Linked DNA regions of Homo sapiens: region 2 is linked to region 1. Evidence: chromatin contacts called from ENCODE Hi-C or POLR2A ChIA-PET data. All regions are on one chromosome and are shown on one strand. Each heading gives the region's core, a stretch centred on a gene start or an enhancer-like site at or near the end of the contact. The rest is flanking DNA. Distances are from core to core; before and after follow the strand shown.

Region 1 (3,566 bases), core at 911-3,410:
CCCTGTCTCTACTAAAAATACAAAAAAATTAGCCAGGCATGATAGCACAGGCCTGTAGTCCCAGCTACTCAGGGGAGGCTGAGGTGGGAGGACCACCTGAGCCAGGGAAGTCCAGGCTGCAGTGAGCTGAGATGGTGCCACTGCACTCCAGCCTGGACAACAGAGCAAGACCGTGTCTCAACAACAACAACAACAAAAAGCAGGTGCGGTGACTCACGCCTTTAATCCCAGCACTTTGGAAGGCTGAGGCGGGTGGATCACCAGAGGTCAGGCGTTCAGGACCAGCCTGGCCAACATGGTGACCCCATCTCTACTAAAAAATACAAAAAATTACCCAGTCATGGTGGTGGGCGCCTGTAATCCCAGTGACGTGGGCGGCTGAGGCAGGAGAATCGCTTGAACCTGGGAGGCAGAGGTTGCAGTGAGTGGAGATGGAGCCACTGCATTCCAGCCTGGGCAACAGAGAGACTCCGTCTCAAAAAAAAAAAAGGAAAAAAAGGGGGTGGGGGCGGAGAAACCATGTATTTGGCCCTACACAGAAATGTGACCTGGAACTATTATCAACATGACATGACTGTCAGGCCTTTTCTGTTTTACATTTCTGTCAGCACATTTTGAACCCTAGTGGTTTAATTACAAGGTACCTCCTCTGTCCCCTACTTCAAGGCATCAAGCACAGCCACTGAGCTAAAATGCTGCCTCCTGCTACAAGAAAGAGTTGACTGAATATCCATTCGGGTGGCAGACAACAGAAATACTAGTCTGTTACCATGCTTCTCAGTAACTGCTGATACCATCCCACTGTCAGTGGAGTAGGAACGTCATCCCAAAAGGTGGCATGTGGAGTGACCATATTTCCAAAGGAAAAGAGCACAATTCTGTGACGTTGCATGCCTCACGTGCCCCAAACTTGAAAAGCAGATTGTTGACTGGGCAAGGTGGCTCACACCTATAACCCCAGCACTTTGGGATGTCCTGTCGGGAGGATCGCTTGATTTTTTGTTTTTTTTTTTTGTTTTGTTTTTGTTTTTTGTTTTTTTTTTTTTGAGACGGAGTCTCGCTCTGTCGCCCAGGCTGGAGTGCAGTGGCACGATCTCGGCTCACTGCAAGCTCCGCCTCCCGGGTTCACGCCATTCTCCTGCCTCAGCCTCCCGAGCAGCTGGGACTACAGGCGCCCGCCACCACGCCCGGCTAATTTTTTGCATTTTTAGTAGAGACGGGGTTTCACCGTGTTAGCCAGGATGGTCTCGATCTCCTGACCTCGTGATCCGCCCGCCTCGGCCTCCCAAAGTGCTGGGATTACAGGCGTGAGCCACCGCGCCCGGCCAGGGAGGATCGCTTGAGTCCTAGAGTTCAAGACCAGCCTGGGCAATACAGCGAGCCCCCCGCCGCAAAAAAAATTGTTTTAACATTAGCTGGCTGTGATGGGGCAAGCCTGTACTTCCGGCTACTTGGGAGGCTGAGGTGAGAGGATCGCTAGAGCCTGAGAAGTCGAGGCTGCAGTGAGTTGTGATCGCACCACTGCATTCCAGCCTAGGAGAAGGGGCGAGACTGTCTCAAAAAAAAAAGCAGATTATTAGGAAACGGTAGAAATGCCCAGAGGAACTAAAGCGGACCTATGTTTGCTGGCTTTGAATTCACTGCTGGGAACATGTGGAAACTGCTTCAGCAAAGGGGTGTCAGAAAGAATCCCCGGAACAAGTGTCAAAACACCCGTGGTTCTTTGTGCTTGAGTTGGGGGCCCGGCCTAGAGAGCTAGCCCTAAACTGCTGCTACACTAAAAGCTAATAATCGTTCCTGCGCTACCTAAAGGTCAGGGAAGGGATCTCAGACAAACGAGGCGACAACAGAGGGACTGGGGACACAGCCTCAGGATTCCCCAGTTGGGGCGGGGGAGGCAGGAGCGGTCCGGACGAGAAGGTCTGGGGAGGGCGACACTTAGACTGTCGGAGGAAGGCCTGCGGCGGCAGAAGGAAAGACAAGGAAATACACAGTTCTAGAGGCTTCTCTCACTCCAGTCCTCAGGGGTCCGGAAAGCCGGAGGGAGTAGAAGAGGAAGTTCCCAACCCCGTCACAGACGCGCCCGAACGCAGGCCCTCCTTACCCGCCGCTTCCCCTTCCCTCCGGCGCCCGCTCAGGCCCTGCGCGCGCAGTCGCGACCAGCCCCGGCCGGAGAGGGCGGGGGAAACCTGGCGGGGGTGACGAGGCGGGAGTGACTGGGCCGTACAGTTCCCCGAGAACTGGAGGCGAAGCCGGGCGGTGGGAAGGGACTTCGGACGCTTCGCGGGCCCTGGGTTTTCACTGCGCGTGCGCGAGGTTCTTCCGCTCGCGGGAGACTGGGCCGCTGGCGCCTCTCAGTGCCCACTGATGGGGCCCAGGGCTTGGGCTTGCTTCCCCAAGGATCAACAGCTTAGCTGCAAGCCTCTGCTTCTGCCTGCTGGGGCCGGCTGGCTCGCCCTTTCCATTCCGCTTGCACTCTGATTCTTGTGGTGTCCCAAGAAGGCCGCGGATCTCAGTTAAGCAGAGACGAGCCGAACACCTGGCACGGTCCTTCTCTACTGTTCTCTCGAATCGTTTTCTGAGTGCATGACTGAGCCTGGCACTGAAGGGATACTTATTTTGGGGAAGGAAGAACTCAAAAGTCCAGTTTTTTTCACTGTTGACCCTCATGTGTCACATTAGTGGCTTTCAAACTGTTTTGATCCCAGCCTACGGTGAACAAAAATATTTTACATCAAACTCAATACCACATACTTGTGAGTATATATATAGAAGTATATATCTAACATAAAATCTCATTTCTTTATTTTTATTTTTATTTTTTATTTTTTGAGACGGAATTTCGCTCTTGTTGCCCAGGCTAGAATGAATGCAATGGCCGGATCTCGGCTCACCGCAACCTCCGCCTCCTGGGTTCAAGCGATTCTCCTGCCTCAGCCTCTCAAGTAGCTGGGATTGCAGGCATGCGCCACCATGCCCGGCTAATTTTGTATTTTTAGTACAGACTGAGTTTCTCCATGTTGGTCAGGCTGGTCTCAAACTCCCCACCTCAGGTGATCCGCCCGACTCGGCCTCCCAAAGTGTATTTCTTTCTCTTTTTATGAGACAGGGCCTGGCTTTGTCGCCCAGGCTGGAGTGCAGTGGTGCCATCTCGGCTCACTGCAGCCTCGACTTCCTGGGCTCTGGTAGTCCTCCCACCTCAGCCTCCTGAGTAGCTGGGACTACAGGCCTGTGCCACCACCGCCAGGCTAATTTTTTGTATTTTTAGTAGAGACAAGATTTCGCCATGTTGACCAGGCTGGTCTCCAACTCCTGGGCTCGAGTGATCCGCCCGCCTCGGCCTCCCAAAGTGCTGGGAGGTGTGAGCCACTGTGCCTGGCCTGAAACAAAATCTTCACAAAACTATGTTTACACTTACGACCCGCAGTGCACTAAATTTTTATTTCTTCTTTTCTACTTCATTACCAAAAACTGCTAACAGGGACCTATTGTCAGCAAACATTGTCAAAGACTTGGAAATGAGGAAAAGAGAATTCTGTGTGCCCTTTCAGTGTAAGGCTGGACGG
Region 2 (3,705 bases), core at 28-2,527, 70 kb after region 1:
CCTTGTCTCTACTAAAAATACAAACTTAGCCAGGCATGGTGGCACACACCTGTAATCCCAGCTACTTGGGAGGCTGAGGCAGGAGAATCGCTTGAACCCAGGAGGCAGAGGTTGCAGTGAGCCGAGATCATGCCATTGCACTCCAGACTGGGCAACAAGAGCAAAGTCTGTCTCAAAAAAAAAAAAAAAAAGAATGTATTCCAATATCAGATGACAAATTCTAATCATGCAAACCACCGCAATTACGTTTGTACCAACCTAGTAGTACTGGAAGTCTTAACTATGGTAATTAGACAAGAAAAAGAAATAAAGGGTATCCAAATTGGAAAAGAAGTCAAATTATCCTTGTTTGCAGATGATTTGATCTTATATTTGGCAAAAGCTTAAAGACTTCACCAAAAAACTATTAGAACTGATAAATTTAGTAAAGTTGCAGGATCCAAAGTCAACACACAGAGATCAGTAGTGTTTCTGTATGCCAACAGTGAACAATCTGAAAAAATCAAAAAAGTAACCCCATTTACAGTAGCTGCAAATAAAATACCTAGGGATTAACCAAAGAGATGAAAGATCTCTCTAATGAAAACTATTAAACACTGATGCAAGAAATTGAAGAGGACATTAAAAAAATGAAAAGATATTTCATGTTCATGGATTGGAAAAATCACTATTAAAATGTCCATAGTACCCAAAGCAATCTACAGATTCAATACAATCCATATTCAAAATACCAATGACATTCTCCACAAAAATAGAAAAAACAATTCTAAAATTTACGTGGAACCACAGAGGACTCAGAATAGCCAAAGCTATCTTCAACATAAAGAAGAAAACTGGAGAAATGACATTACCTGACTTGAAATGATACTAGAAAGCTATGGTAACCAAAACAACATGGTACTGACATAAAAACAAACAGAGACCAATAGAACGGAATAGAGAACCCATTAATAAATCCATACATTTACAGTGAACTGGTTTTTGACAGAGGTGCCAAGAACATACTTTGGTAAAAGGACAGTCTGTACAATAAATGGTTCTCGGAAAACTGGAAATCTATATGCAGATATCTACATGCAGAAGAGTGAAACTAGATCCCTATCTCTTCCCATATACAAAAATCAAAAATGTATTAAAGATTTAAATCTTAAACTGCAAACTCTGAAACTACTAAAAGAAAACTTTGGGGAAACTTGCTAGGACATTGGTTTGGGCAAAAATTTCTTGAGCAATAAATACCCCACATGCAGAGGCAACCAAAGCAAAACTGGATCAAGGGGATCTTTTCTCACTTCCTTTTGTGTGTGTTTTTTAGAATTTTTTTTTGGTTGCTATGGGGATTACATGTAACATACTAAATTTATAACAGTCTAGTTTGAAATGGTACCAGTTTAACTTCTGTAGTATACAAAAACTTTATTCCTGTATAGCTCCATTTCCTTGATAAGTTGTTTTTGTGGCAGATTACATCTTTATTCATTGTGTGCTAAATATCATAGATTTATAATTTTTTAATGCTTTTGTCTTTTAAGTCATATAGGGAAAAAAGGTGGAGCTGAAAAACAAAAATAGAATAATACTGGCTGTGATATTTGTCCATATGGTTACCTTTGCTGGGGATCTTTATTTTTTATTTTTTGGATCTTCATTTTTTCAGATGGCCTTAAGTTTCTGTTTAGTGTCCTTTCATTTCAACTTGAAGATGCCTTTTAGGATTTGATGTAGAACATATGTAGTGGTGATGGACTCTGTCTGCTTTTTTTTTTTTTTTTCTTAATCTGAAAATGCCTCGATTTCAATTTCTCTTTCTTTCTCTTTTTTTTTTTTTTTTTTTTTTTTGAGTCAGAGTCTTGCTCTGTTTCCCGGGCTGGAGTGTAGTGGTGCAATCTTGGCTCACTGCAGTGTTGACCTCCTGGGCTCAAGCAATTTTCTTGCCTCATCCTCCTGAGTAGCTGGGACCACAGGTACATGTCACCATGCCCAGCTAACTTTTATGTGTTTTGCAGAGACAGAGTTTCGCCATGTTGCCCAGGCTGATCTCAAACTCCTGGGCTCAAGCAATCTCCCTACCTTGGCCTCCCAGAGTGTTGGGATTACAGGTGTGAGCCACTGCACCCAGCCTTTATTTTTTCCTCATTTTTGAAGGACAGTTATGCTCAAGATAGAATTCCGTATGTCATCCTACTCACTTCTGGACTCCACAGTTCTGATGAGATATGAGCTGTTCGTCTGATTCAGGATCTCCTGTATTTGACAAGTTGCTTTTCTCTTGCTGCTTTGAATATTATTTCTTTGCCATTGGCTTTGACAGTTTGGTTATCATGTGTCTCCATATGAACCTTTTTGAATTTAACCTGCTTAGAAGTCACGGAGCTTCTTGGATGTGTAGATTTGTATCTGTCATCACATTTGGGAAGTTTTGGTATGTTATTTCTTCTTTTTTTTTTTTTTTTTTTTTTTGAGACAGAGTCTCGTTCTGTTACCCAGGCTGAAGTGCAGGGCAGGATCTTGGCTCGCTGCAACCTCTGCCTCTTGGGTTCAAGTCATAACTGTGCCTCAGCCTCCCGAGTAGCTGGAACTACAGGCATGCACCACCACGCCAGCTGATTTTTGTATTTTTATTAGAGACGGGGTTTCACCATGTTGGCCAGGCTGGTCTCAAACTCCTAACCTCATGATCTGCCCGCCTTGGCCTCTCAAAGTGCTGGGATTACAGGCGTGAGCCATGGTGCCCGGCCTCTTCACATGTTCTTACTGCCCCCTTCTCTTCTAGAATTCCCATATTCATATATTGTTTCACCTTCACCTTTTTTTTTTTTTTTTTTTTGGTGACAGAGTGTTGCTCTGTCACCCAGCCTGGAGTGCAGTGGTGTGATTTCTGCTCACTGCAACCTCCACCTCCCAGGTTCACGCGATTCCTGTGCCTCAGCCTCCCAAGTAGCTGGGATTACAGGCACGTGCCATCACGCCCAGCTAATTTTTGTATTTTTAGTAGAGATGGGGTTTTGCCATGTTGGCCAGGCTGGTCTTGAACTCCTGACCTCAAATGATCCACCCACCTCAGCCTCCCAAAGTTCTGGGATTACAGGCATGAGCCACCGTGCCTGGCTATTTTCAGTGTTTTAATCTTGATGCTGCTTAGTGGGTCTGTTCAATTTGTGAAAATTCATTGAGTTCTATGCTTAGGTATGTGTACTTTTCTAAAATGAGTAATGTACTTCAGTAAAAGTTAAAAATCCTAGCTTAAAAGTTCAAATTTCATATTTAATTTATATTTCCTTTCCTTTGCCAGGTTTTGACTCGAAGAGACTTGCAGTAAGAAGGGGTGTGATCCTCTCTTTCTTTTCTCCTCTCCTCTGTTATCTGGTTTCTTTACTTTGGTGTCTTGTGGGAAGGAATAGGGAAATTGAAAAGTGTATGTGTTTCTCTTAATTGGTACTGATCAAATTCTTTCTTGATTGTTCTTTCTCTGGCTAAGACGGATTATTCATCCATACAGTGTAGCAGGCATCCAAATGCTGGTTCTCCCATGCAGCTGGTTGTAAGTTTTTTTGAGATAGGATCTTTCCCTCTCCACATTGTCTTCATAGAGGATATCCACTTTAGCTTGATGTCTTCCAAGGCCTCCTCAGTTCTCTCTACCTAGAGCTTCTTGCTGTGCTTGTCACCTTTGTGAGTGGCCAACCCTCTTTAATGGATTACCAG

The links. A loop is a pair of places that touch in the nucleus more often than their neighbours do. ChIA-PET counts read pairs that join two places held with the same protein, here RNA polymerase II (POLR2A). Pooled maps may share reads with other maps.
Region 2: a loop to region 1 is called in a pooled map, with 7 times the contacts of the local background. The contact joins the enhancer-like site here to the promoter of IPP in region 1. A Hi-C loop is called at or near these places in 1 of 37 single-sample maps with no recorded cell type and 3 of 50 pooled maps. POLR2A ChIA-PET finds 5 or more read pairs at or near these places in 5 of 52 experiments (AG04449, K562, T-cell and 2 more).

What each region holds. Positions count from the first base shown.
Region 1 is chr1:45,748,493-45,752,058 of GRCh38, forward strand. It overlaps IPP (intracisternal A particle-promoted polypeptide), which reads right to left and starts at 2,161. Exons shown (of 9, transcript NM_005897.3): 1 at 2,105-2,161. LOC105378693 (a long non-coding RNA gene) reads left to right here and starts at 2,457. Exons shown (of 3, transcript XR_947290.2): 1 at 2,457-2,756. RefSeq lists a silencer at 2,002-2,271.
Region 2 is chr1:45,819,079-45,822,783 of GRCh38, forward strand. All of the region lies in intron 1 of MAST2 (microtubule associated serine/threonine kinase 2), which reads left to right. Among named protein-coding and RNA genes, the nearest start is that of MAST2, 17 kb to the left of the region's middle. RefSeq lists a silencer at 3,366-3,566. Within about 2 kb of position 1,278, at least 2 of the 41 ENCODE cell types and tissues checked have a DNase peak (open chromatin) inside an H3K27ac peak, as active enhancers do.